Regions from separate parts of the Homo sapiens genome. Here all the other regions are linked to region 1. A link is a contact called in ENCODE Hi-C or POLR2A ChIA-PET data. All regions are on one chromosome and are shown on one strand. The core of a region is the stretch at or near the end of the contact, and the rest is flanking DNA. Distances in the headings are between cores, read along the strand shown. Region 1 overlaps RHBDF2 (rhomboid 5 homolog 2). Region 2 overlaps MXRA7 (matrix remodeling associated 7). Region 3 overlaps ST6GALNAC1 (ST6 N-acetylgalactosaminide alpha-2,6-sialyltransferase 1).

Region 1 (3,835 bases), core at 785-3,284:
CCACTGGGCTGCGCCCCTGCGGAAGCAGACAAGGGACAGGTGGGCATACGCTTGTCTACGCCTGTGCACCTGAGTGTGTGGAAGGGGTGATGGCACGTGTGTGCCCGCGTGCCTACAGGGAGGTGGGGGGCGGATCTGCCTGTGAGGCCCCTGGCTGGAGCCCAGTGACCAGATGAGCAGAAGCAGGGGATGACGGGAGCGTGAGGAGCCAGGCTAGGGCCCCAGGCACCCCCACACTGATCCACCCAGCTCCTCGAAGCCCCCCAGCCTCCACACCGTGATATTCCGCAAAGCACATACCCATTTCCCCATCTATACCATGATAATAGGCCACAGGGAGACATTGCTCATTAATGCCGGCCTCCTCCTTCCAGAGAGGGGACGCAGGGACCAGGCCCAATCATGTCCAGGCCCCGAGAATCCACAGGTTGCTGGGTGGGGGGTGCTGGGCTTGGGTGTAGGGGGGCTCACTTGCGGATGCTCTGGGACAGTGAGGCCTGGCGGCGGAAGCCAGGGCGCTTCTCTGAACTCTCCTGCCATCGGCTGCGTGGCTCCTGGAGGCTGACGCTCTTCAAGTAGGCTGGGTTCTTCCTCTTGGGGAGGAAGGAGGGAGGGCAGGCGGTGGTGTGTGCAGCCCAGGTCCTGGGCTGGCTTTTCTTTAGCCTCCTATTCTGAAAACCCTGAGAACAAACTTCAACCCTGATTTATGCCCCAATTTGCTTTCATTTGGAAATATATATATATAATGTGTGTGTGTGTGTGTGTGTGTGTGTGTGTGTGTTTGTATATGTATATATATATATATATATATTTTTTTTTTTTTTTTTTTTTTTTTTTTGGAGATGGAATCTCACTGTATTGTCCAGGCTGGAGTGCAGTGGTGTGGTCTCGACTCACTGACACCTCCGCCTCCCAGGTTCAAGCGATTCTTCTGCCTCAGCCTCCTGAGTAGCTGGGACTATAGGCATGTGCCACCACACCCGGCTAATTTTTGTATTTTTAGTAGAGACGGGGTTTCACCATGTTGGCCAGGCTGGTCTCGAACTCCTGCCTGACCTCAAGTGATCTGGCCGCCTCGGCCTCCCAAAGTGCTGGGATTACAGGCATGAGCTACCATGCCCGGCCTATATATATATTTTTTGGGACAGAGTCTTGCTCTGTTGCCCAGGTTGGAGGGCAGTGGCACCATCATAGCTCACTGGAGCCTCGACCTCCCAGGCTCAAGCAAGCCTTCTACCTCAGTGTCCTAAGTAGCTGGGATTACAGGCATGTGCCACCACACCCAGCTCTTTTTTAATTTTTTTTGCAGAGACAGAGTCTTGCTATGTTGTCTAGTCTGGTCTCGAACTCCTGGGCTCAAGTGATCTGGCTGCCTCAGCCTCCCAAAGTGATGAGATTACAGGCATGAGGCGACCTCGCCCAGCCTCATTCTGAATTTAAAATCGCCATTGTCTAACTTTTCTCCGTCAAGGCCAGCGTGTGTTTTCCTAACTCCTCATCCAGTCCCTCCCCTCTGCACCATGACGCTCCTGCCTGCTGCTGTGTCTTCTGCAGAGCTCTCGGGTGAACGGGGGGCGTTAACATCGCTTCCCTTTATACTCCAGACTGTGCAGGAAGCCCACGCTGCCACAAGCCGGTTTTCAATGAGCTCTTTATGGGGCACTAGACCAGACTGTCAGAAACACTGATCTGTTCTCGTCCTCCCAAAGGAAGCGGACACTGCCTAGGCGGGCTGCTGATGCCAGGGAGACACTGTCCCCTGCTCACCCATGTCAAAGAAAGCCCCCAGCCCTCAGAAGAGAGACTGAGAGTCCAGGCCTAGGGGGTGAAATGAGAACAGCCAGGGCCCCAGGGTTACCAGCAAGCACTTTCTTGGGGCTGGCCCTTCCTGTGTGCCCCTGACCACGATGAGAGTGAGCCCGGTTCCTGGCTTTACTCCCTGTGATATTTCGGGCCCAGGAAGGAGGGGGTAGGGCCCGAGTCAAGGGCTGCACAGACAGCAGCTGTGGCTCAGGAAGGAGCCCCTCTGGGAAGTGAAACTGACCAGAAAGTGTCACGTGGGTACATCTGTTACCTACGGCAGAACAGTGAGCCCCCAGGCCAGCCCCCTTACCTCAGGCAGCATGCTGTCCTGCTCGCCAGGGGCCTGGGTCTCTTTCTCGGGTGGCGGGATGGTGATGGAGAGGTTGGGTGGCTTCCGGCTCTGCAGGCGGCTGCTGGACACAGAGGACACGCTCCCGCCATTCTTGTCAGCAGAGGCCATTGTGGGCAGGAGGCGGGAGGGCTGGAATGGAGACCGGGAGAGCAGCGGTGGGCGGTGCGGGGTGGCGCAGTGTCAGGACCCTGACGCCAGGGCACGCAGCCCAGACCAAGAACCAACTTGCCTAAAGTTGGTTCAAACATCTCTGGGCGGCTGGGCGCGGTGGCTCACGCCTGTAATCCCAGCACTTTGGGAGGCCGAGGTGGGGGGATCACGAGGTCAGGAGATCGAGACCATCCTGGCCAACATGGTGAAACCCCGTCTCTACTAAAAATACAAAAAATTAGCTAGGCGTGGTGGCACGTGCCTGTAATCCCAGCTACTCGGGAGGCTGAGGCAGGATGGCTTGAACCCAGGAGGCAGCGGTTATAGTAAGCCGAGATCGCGCCACTGCACTCCAGCCTGGCGACAGAGCAAGACTCTGTCTGAAAACACACACACACACACACACACACACACACACACACACACACACACACACAAAACCAAAAACAAACCATCCCTGGGGACTAAACCCAGCCTGAACCAGGCTGAACCTCAGGCCCAGTGGTTGGAGTGAGGTCTATTTCTGACCATCATTTGCATCCCGGACCATATGGGTCTGGGAGGTCCTCAACTTACTACCTCATTCAATTTCTGATCTCTCCGCTTGAGGCAAGAACCAAACCCTGAAAAGAGCATGAAGATGCAGGCCAGGGACGGTGGCTCACACCTGTAATACCAGCACTTGGGGAGGCCGAGGTGGGCCGAGAGATGAGAAACCTACTGTGCTGGTCCCTGTCCCCCAAGGCCACCCAGTTTATTTTTCTTGTCTTTTTTCTGTAGAGGTGGGGGTCTCTCCATGTTAGCCAGGCTGGTCTGGAACTCCTGGGCTTAAGCCATCTGCCTGCCTTGGCCTCCCAAGTGCTGGGATTACAGGTGCAAGCTCACTGTGCCCAGCCCCAGTTCATTTTTCAAAGATAACTAAAACTGGCTGGGTGCGTGGCTCATGCCTGTAATCCCAGCACTTTGGGAGGCCGAGGTAGGTGGATCACCTGAGGTCAGGAGTTTGAGACCAGCCTGGCCAACATGGTAAAACCCTGTCTCTACTAAAAATACAAAATTAGCCAGGTGTGGTGGCGCATGCCTATAATCCCAGCTACTTGGGAGGCTGAGGCACGAGAATTGCTTGAACCCAGGAGGCAGAGGTTGCAGTGAGCCAAGATCATGCCACTGCACTCCAGCCTGGGCGACAGAGTGAGAAAATGTCTCAAAAAAAAAAGATAACTGAAACTGCCACCTGTCTGGCACTTTTCTCCCCCATAGTGAGAACACTGTTTAACAATAAAAGTGGCATATGCTCATTGAAAAAAAAAAAAAATCACACAGCTGTGTGTGGTGGCTTACACGTACAATCCCAACACTTTGGGAGACCAAGGTGGATGGATCACTTAAGGTCAGGAGTTCGAGACTAGCCTGGCCAACACAGTGAAACACCATCTCTACTAAAATACAAAAATTAGCCAGGCATAGTGCCTCATTCCTGTAGTTCCAGCTACTCGGGAGGCTGAGGCAGGAGAATCACTTGAACCCGAG
Region 2 (3,835 bases), core at 662-3,161, 220 kb after region 1:
CTGGACAACATAGTGAAACCCTGGGTCTACTAAAAAATAAAAAAAATTAGCTGGGCATGGTGGCAGGCACCTGTAATCCCAGCTACTTGGGAGGCTGAGTCAGGAGAATCGCTTGAACCCGGGAGGTGGGGGTTGCAGTGAGCCAAGATCAAGCCATTGCACTCCAGCCTGGGCAACAAGAGCGAAACTCCGTCTCAAAAACAAAACAAAACAAAATAAAACAATAAAACCACCAGTGTTGACTGCATTTTGCCCTGATTTTATAAAAGTGTGGACACAACAGAAAAGTGAAAGTGCTGACTCCAGTAGTAAGAAGTGCCGGTTTCAGACACAGTGCAATGGAGACAAAGACACAAACCCTTCTGCAAGGGGTGGCTCTTTAGCTTCAGGTGTGTGTGTGTGTGTGTGTGTGTGCAACGGGATGGGAAGGGATAAAGCAAAACCTTGTGCGAAATACCAGAGCTCCATCGTCTAAGGCTGTGCTCAACAGAGAGCTGGCACTAAGGATTTTACCTTCGTGCCTCCCTCATAGCACGCCCATCTTTCCTTCCGCTTTGGCACAATCAAATTTGCAGCTATGTTTTCAGGAGTGTGCACGGTGGGGGCCTGGAGGAAAGGGAGCTCAGCTGTGTCTGCAGGGAGCAAAGAAGGCCTCAGAGTGGATGAGAAAGCCACGCTGGGTCCGAGATGGGCTTGCCAGGCAGATGTAGAGAGAAGGGCATCTGGGCAGAGTGCACAGCCCATGTAAAGGCATGGAGGCACGGAACACCTCGGCTCTTCCAGTGGCTCTACAGACTTGGGTATGATTGCAGGGTGGGTGTGACACAGTCAGAAATAGTGTGCAGAGGCTGGGTGTTGTGGCTTATGCCTGTAATCCCAGCACTTTGGGAGGTTAAGGCAGGTGGATCATTTGAGGCCAGGAGTTCAAGACCAGCTTGGCCAACACGGTGAGACCCCCTCTCTACTAAAAAAATACAAAAATTAGCTAGGTGTGGTGGCGGGTGCCTGTAATCCCAGCTACTTGGGAGGCTGAGGGAGGAGAATCTCTTGAACCCAGGAGGCGGAGGTTGCAGTAAGCCGAGATCGCACCACTGCACTCCAGCCTGGGTGACAGAGCGTGACTCTATCTCAAAAAGAAAAAAAGAAAGAAAGAAACAGTGTGCAGAAATGCAGGGTCTGCAACCACAGAGATCATATACAGGACACTAAAGCGTTTGGTTTCATTCCTCAGGAAGTGAGAAGCCACCTGAAACTTTCAAACAGGGATAAACAAGGCTGGGCGCGGTGGCTCACACCTGTAATGCCAGTACTTTGGGAGGCCATGGTGGGAGGGCTGCTTGATGCCAGGGGTTTGAGACCAACCTGGGCAATGAAGTGAGACCCCCATCTCTATAAAAAATTAACAAATTAGCCGGGGGTGGTGGCATGTGCTTGTAGCCCCAGATACTTCGGAGGCTGAGGTGGGAGGATCGCTTGAGTCCAGGAGTTTGAGGCTGCAGTGAGCTATGATGATGTTACTGTACTCCAACTGAGTGACAGTGGGAGACCCTGCCTCTAAAAAAATAAATAAAAATAAAAAATAAACAGGTGTCAATACAAATTTTTTAAACGAAAAAAATAAACACGGACAAACAGAGTGAGAGCTGCACTTGGGAGGCTGAGGTGGGAGGATTGCAATGGGGCAAGAGAAGAGGCAGGAGGAACTATGAGAAGAGGGTACAGAGCTCAGGGGAGAGATGATAAAGGCCCAAACTGCGATGCTAAAGGCACCTGGCCTTCAGCTCAGCGTTGAATGAATCCGTGAAGGTGCGGCCAGCCAAAGGCAATCTCTCCAGGGTCTCATGGTCTGAGTCCTCCCCACCATCAGGCAGCTGTGCCATGGTGGGTGCGACCAGGATCATTTCCTGGAGGCGGCACGAACCCAACAGAGTACGCAGCTGATTCTTCCTGAGGTCTCAAAGGAAACGGAACAGAGCAGCTGCTCGAGCGCTGACTCAAACCTCACCCAAGGCCATCATCACCGCGGAGTTCCTGTCCATGCCCTTGGTCCCAGGAGTGTTCAGGCTACTCGGCTCATGGGCTGAACTGTGTTCCACGCCCCAATTCATATGCTGAAGCCTTGGCCCCAACTACCTCTCAGCCTGACTCTATTTGGAAACAGGGCCTTTAAAGAGGTGATTAAGTTAAAATGAAGCCATTAGGGTGGGCCCTAACCCAAGGACTGCTGTCCTTATAAGAGGAAACTCGGACACACACAGAGACATGAGAGTTGTGAGTGCACAGAGGAAAGACCATGTGAGGAGGCGGAGAAGGCGGCCAACTGCAAGCCAGCGAGACAGGGCTTAGGAGGACCCGAACCTGCGGACACCCTGAACTTGGCCCTCCAGTCTGCAGAACTCTGGGAAAAGAAACGTCTGTTGCTGAAGGTGCCCGGTCTGTGGTGTTTTGTTATAGCAGCCCTGGCAAATGAATACATCATGTTTCTGATGAAAGTCAATCAATTTCATGGAAACAGTGAATTGAGACAGGCAGCTGGCGTCACCCTGGCTGGTCCCCAGGGCAGGCTGGGCTGAGCCCAAGCTCCATCACTTCACTGATCAGAGTCTCAGCATTTTATGACTGAATAGAGACCACATTTTAATGTCATGTTCTGGGATAATTTTCTAATTCAGCTTTTCCCTCCAATGGAGGAGGTGGAGGCGGGAGGGGGAAGGCAAACGGGACGTGCCTCCTGACAGCCTCCCCAGTGCTAGGAGCCTAGGACCAGGGTGCCCCGGAGGCCAAGCTGAGGGGCCCGGCCAGGCTGCAGTAGCTGGGAGACACAGTGAACCAAGCTCACGCCCTGCAGGCTGCACGCTGCCATTTATGGCTGCCCTGGCTGATTCAAGCTAATTCAAGCGTGATGCAAAGTGCTGAAGTCGGGAGAGGGAGAGAGGGGAGGGGAGAGAAGAGAGGGATAGATAAGGCGGGGGGAGGGGAGAGAGAGAGAACACTAACAGAGGGAGAGAGAGTGATAGAGACAGATTTCTGCCTGCGTGTCTGCTGCCCAAGGAGATGGTTCTGCTGTGGGGCAGTGCAAAGAAGGTCTCTTGTGGCCCTGTGGCCACCAGAGCTGCCGCATGCTGTGACTGCACCAATCCCACTGGCTAATCCAGAATGACTTTAGAGGACAGCGGCTCCAGGAGGCAGGCCGTTCCTAACTCCCAAGGGGACACCTGTCCCTCCCCTGCCTGCAGCAGGCAAGGATGGAGATAACAGGAAGGCGACAAGGGGCCTGCCCAGGCCCCCCAACCCCAGAATGGGCCGGGCCCAGGGCTGCCTCCACAGTGCCTGACAATGCTCTCACTCCTTCCAGAAGGACTCCATTAGCCAATCAGCTGCTCATCTTTTGCAATGGGCGGGGGGGGAGCAGCAAAGCCCAGCTGGCGCCAGCTCCGGGGGCTTGGTGGTGGGCAGGGAGGGCAGGCTGGGGCAGGGGTCACCTCTGTTCCTCCATACCCGGCAAAACAACTCAGCCATCTCCCCCTCCAAACTACAGCTCCAGGCTGGGGACACGCAGGCTCCACTCTCTAAATCCGTATTTGCAACTGGATGAGGCATGTCCCAGGAACTTCTGTCCAGAACCTAGTAACCCAAGTCTCAAACTGTCCCCCTCTCACTTGTCCAGTTTTTCTTGGCAGCCACAGCATCTCTGACACCTTAACATGGCCTGGGAATGTTGATTCCAACCTGACTTCCTTCCTTTCTGTTTTTTTTTTTTTTTTTTTTTTTTTTTGAGATAAGAGTCTTGCTCTGTTGCCCAGGCTGGGATGCAATGGTGGGATCTCTGCTCACT
Region 3 (3,835 bases), core at 836-3,335, 140 kb after region 1:
TTTGTTTAATAGAGACCAGGGTCTTGTTATGTTGCCCAGGCTGGTCTTGAAATCCTGGCCTCTAGTGATCCTCCTGCCTCAGCCTCCCAAAGTCCTGGGATTACAGGTGTGAGCCACTGCGCCTGGCCTGCATTTCTCACTATGAGTCAAACTGAACATTTTTTTCACATGTCTAAGAATCATTTTTACATCTTTTTTGGGGAGTTGCTGTTCATATATATATATATATTTTTGCCTATTTTTCTATTAGGTTTTTGGTCTATTTTCCTCAAAGTCCTTTACTATATATATATATATTAACCATTTATCTGTGATATATGTGGCAAATATTTTCTCCCACTTTTTAATTTGTCTTTTGACCTCCTGGTGATTTTTTTCACCATGCAACATTTTATTATTATTATTATTATTTTGAGACAGAGTCTCACCCTGTTACCAGGCTGGAGTGCAGTGGCGTGATCTTGGCTCACTGCAACCTCGGCTTCCCGGGTTCAAGTAATTCTTCTGCCTCAGCTTCCTGAGTAGCTGGGACTACAGGTGCACGCCACCATGCCCAGCTAATTTTTGTATTTTTAGTAGAGATGGGGTTTCGCCATGTTGGCCAGAATGGTCTCAATCTCTTGACCTCATGATCGGCCCACCTTGGCCTCCCAAAGTGCTGGGATTATAGGCGTGAGCCACCGCGCCTGGCCCATTTTATTAATTTTATGTAGTAAAATTTACCAGTCTGGTATTGCCTTTGGATTGTGAGTCCTAGTTAGAAATCTTTTTCTTACGTTCTAGTCAAAGAGCTACTCACCCATGAATTCTTAGAACTCTTGTCATTTCTTTTTTTTTTTTTTTGAGACAGTCTTGCTCTATCGCCCAGGCTGGAGTGCAATGTCGCGATCTCTGCTCACTGCAACCTCTGCCTCCTGGGTTCAAGCGATTCTCCTGCCTCAGCCTCCAGAGTAGCTGGGATTACAGGCATGCGCCACCAGGCCTGGCTAATTTTTTGTATTTTTATTAAAGATAGCATTTCACCATATTGGCCAGGCTGGTCTTGAACTCCCGACCTTGTGATCCGCCTGCCTCGGCCTCTGTCATTTCATTTTTTTACATTTAGATCTCTGAACCATCTGGAATTTAATTGTTGATGGGAGTTACAGACCTAGTTTGATTTCTTTCTAAATGACCACCTGGCTGTCTGAGCACCATTAATCACAATGCTTGGGTCTATTTCTGGACCTTCTGTTCCATTTCACTGGTCTGTCTATTCCTGCTTCAGTACCACACTGTTTTAATTATAGAGACTTTATAGTATGTCTGAATATTTGGTAGAGGTAGACCTCTCTCATAGCTTTTCTTTCGCAGGTATTCCTAGCTCTTCTTACATTTTTATCCTTCCGTATGAATGTGTGTATCAGTTTAGGCTCTAGAAAAAATGTTTTGGCATTTTACTAGAATCGCACTAAGTTTATTAATTAACTTGAGGAGAACTGACATATTTATGATATTGAGTCATCTTTTCCAAGAACAAAAGATGACTTGGCTTATTTGGGTCTACTTCTGTGTCTTTCAGGAGTGTTAATGTTTTCCTCATACAGACTTTGTTGCTCTTGTAAATGGGTTTTCTCTACATTACATCCTCTACTTGATTATCATTTATGTTTATGACAGTTACTGATTTCCGTATGCCAATCTTATATCCTGCTAACTTACTATAATATGTAGCCTATTTATCACAGTTTTCCTCTTCTTTTCCAATCCTTATGCCTCTAATTGACCTATCTTTTCTAATTCTATTGGCTTATACTAGCAGAGTGATCTAACCCATCAGTATATTCTACTTTGGACTCGAGTAACACTCGGTGAGGCTCAGTCGTTAAGTTTAGGTAGCCTGAGTTTAAATTTGAGGAGGCCAATATGGGAGTAAGGGGGCTCTCTGCCCATGGCTACTCATTTTCTCTCCTGCTCTGACCTGATGTGATGTCCACCCTGTCAAAGTCGTTGTGACTAGAGCTTTGTGGGGGAAAAGCATTTATTGCTTTTTATTGCTGAAGTAAGGAGCCTGGGGTGCCGCGGAGGACAGGGCGCCGCGAGCAGGGCGCCGAGCTGCCGCCACCTGCCGCCCGGAGCTGGCACTGCACCCTTTTAGTGCAAAGCAAATCCCTGTCCCATTGGTCCCCTCCTTCCCTAACCATGAAATCTAAAGCGAAGCTCCCCTCTCTCCCTTCCACTCTCCTACCGAGGGTCCTTTATTCTATTTATTTATTTATTTGTTTATTTATTTATTATTTTTATTTTTGTTATTTTTTTGAGACGGAGTCTTGCTCTGTCGCCCAGGCTGGAGTGCAGTGGTGTAATCTTGGCTCACTGCAACTCTGCCCCCCAGGTTCAAGTGATTCTCCTGTCTCAGCCTCCCAAGTAGCTGGGATTACAGGCGCCCGCCACCACGCCCGGCTTACTTTTGTATTTTTAGTAGAGACGGGGTTTCACCATGTTGGCCAGGCTGGTCTAGATCTCCTGTCCTCAAGTGATCTGCCTGCCTTGGCCTCCCAAAGTGCTGGGATTACAGGCCACCGTGCCTGGCCACTTTATTCTGTTTAGAGTTGTTAGGGTTGTTCCAGGCTCCAGAGTCCAAATCCTGCAGATAGAGCTCAAAGGGTAAGGTGAACTGAAATGTCTTTGGCTTAGCTCAATTCTCGTCATGGGGGTTTGAAAAAGAAAGCAGGTTAATGGGGAGAATAGAAGAATGAAAGGGACCATGTGCAAAACTGGTCCCTATCCATGGAGTAACAACTAGTTGCATCTTCACTGTAGAAAATTTATTTGCCTTTCCATGGACAACAATCATTTGTATTATTATCAGTTTTCTACAACACGTAGAGTTGTCAAATAGCTTAAAGACAAGGACAAGTATAGACCCTTCTAGAATCAGATAACTCCTAGAAAGGTCTTCTAGACAATCTGTAGTGAAGTTAAGTAATACCTTCAAGATTTCACAACTGTAAACTCGATCTGGAATTCAAACCAGATCTATATGTTTCTGTAAATCCAGGCTCTTTTTTCTGTATCAAGAAGCTTTTGGACTGGAAGAGTGTTTTTCAGCAGGAATTGTGGTATTGGCCACCCATCACCCCATTTAATTAAAAATCCCTGGCCTCAGGACCTACAGCAATGTACTGAAGAACTTCAGAACCTCAATTAGCCATTTGCCATCTTGAGAGAGTCTTGTCCATGGTTCAAGTGTTCCCTTGGAACTCCTGAAGGGCTTGGAGCTTAGTCTGAGCCATGGGAAATGGCCAAAGAGTCTCAAGATTCCCACTGTATCCTGTGCCTTGGAGCAGGCAAGGAGACCATGGCAGCCCTGGCCCCGGTCAGTTCTTGGCTTTGGCAGTTCCGGGACCAGGACGCTGGTACAGCCGGATTATCCCTTCATCGTGTAGCCGCTTCCAGACTTCTCTCTCCAGCTTGAAGTCATGGTTTATGTAAAAGATCAGCCGCTTCCATGATGTATCATAGTAGTGATCAGAAAAGCGCTCATGGCCCTCAGTGATGAAGCCATAAGCACTCACCTACATCACGGTTGGAGGAGAAACACGGCCTGTAGTTGCTGTTGCCCAGGCTTCTTCTCATGGCTAATTCTGTGTTGAGGGGTGGGGGTTCTTTTCCCTGGCTCCGTCCCTAGGGGTCTGGGTGCAGGTCCCTGGATACGCACGCATAACTGCATGCACCCATACTCATGCCCACCCTCTTTCCCAGCAGATGTGGGCACCCAGCCCATGCACTGTCCTATGCTGAACAGGCCCAGGAATAGCCCAGGAGCTGTTTCTCCAGGTATTTCTGCAGCTGC

The links. A loop is a pair of places that touch in the nucleus more often than their neighbours do. ChIA-PET counts read pairs that join two places held with the same protein, here RNA polymerase II (POLR2A). Pooled maps may share reads with other maps.
Region 2: a loop to region 1 is called in a pooled map, with 4 times the contacts of the local background. The contact joins two enhancer-like sites. A Hi-C loop is called at or near these places in 2 of 50 pooled maps. POLR2A ChIA-PET finds 5 or more read pairs at or near these places in 4 of 52 experiments (H1, K562, PC-9 and 1 more).
Region 3: a pooled map shows a loop between it and region 1 (2.9-fold over the local background). The contact joins two enhancer-like sites. A Hi-C loop is called at or near these places in 3 of 50 pooled maps. POLR2A ChIA-PET finds 5 or more read pairs at or near these places in 3 of 52 experiments (BJ, HepG2 and Panc1).

What each region holds. Positions count from the first base shown.
Region 1 is chr17:76,479,262-76,483,096 of GRCh38, forward strand. RHBDF2 (rhomboid 5 homolog 2) reads right to left here. Exons shown (of 19, transcript NM_001005498.4): 3 at 2,114-2,284; 4 at 472-593; 5 at 1-16. The coding sequence starts at 2,263. Among named protein-coding and RNA genes, the nearest start is that of AANAT, 14 kb to the left of the region's middle. RefSeq lists silencers at 1,512-1,581, 2,402-2,501, 2,562-2,611. Within about 2 kb of position 2,035, at least 14 of the 41 ENCODE cell types and tissues checked have a DNase peak (open chromatin) inside an H3K27ac peak, as active enhancers do.
Region 2 is chr17:76,694,965-76,698,799 of GRCh38, forward strand. All of the region lies in intron 1 of MXRA7 (matrix remodeling associated 7), which reads right to left. Among named protein-coding and RNA genes, the nearest start is that of MXRA7, 14 kb to the right of the region's middle. RefSeq lists enhancers at 2,189-2,742, 2,743-3,296, 3,297-3,835. Within about 2 kb of position 1,912, at least 17 of the 41 ENCODE cell types and tissues checked have a DNase peak (open chromatin) inside an H3K27ac peak, as active enhancers do.
Region 3 is chr17:76,621,971-76,625,805 of GRCh38, forward strand. It overlaps ST6GALNAC1 (ST6 N-acetylgalactosaminide alpha-2,6-sialyltransferase 1), which reads right to left. Exons shown (of 9, transcript NM_018414.5): 9 at 2,793-3,557. The coding sequence ends at 3,360. Among named protein-coding and RNA genes, the nearest start is that of ST6GALNAC1, 20 kb to the right of the region's middle. Within about 2 kb of position 2,086, at least 2 of the 41 ENCODE cell types and tissues checked have a DNase peak (open chromatin) inside an H3K27ac peak, as active enhancers do.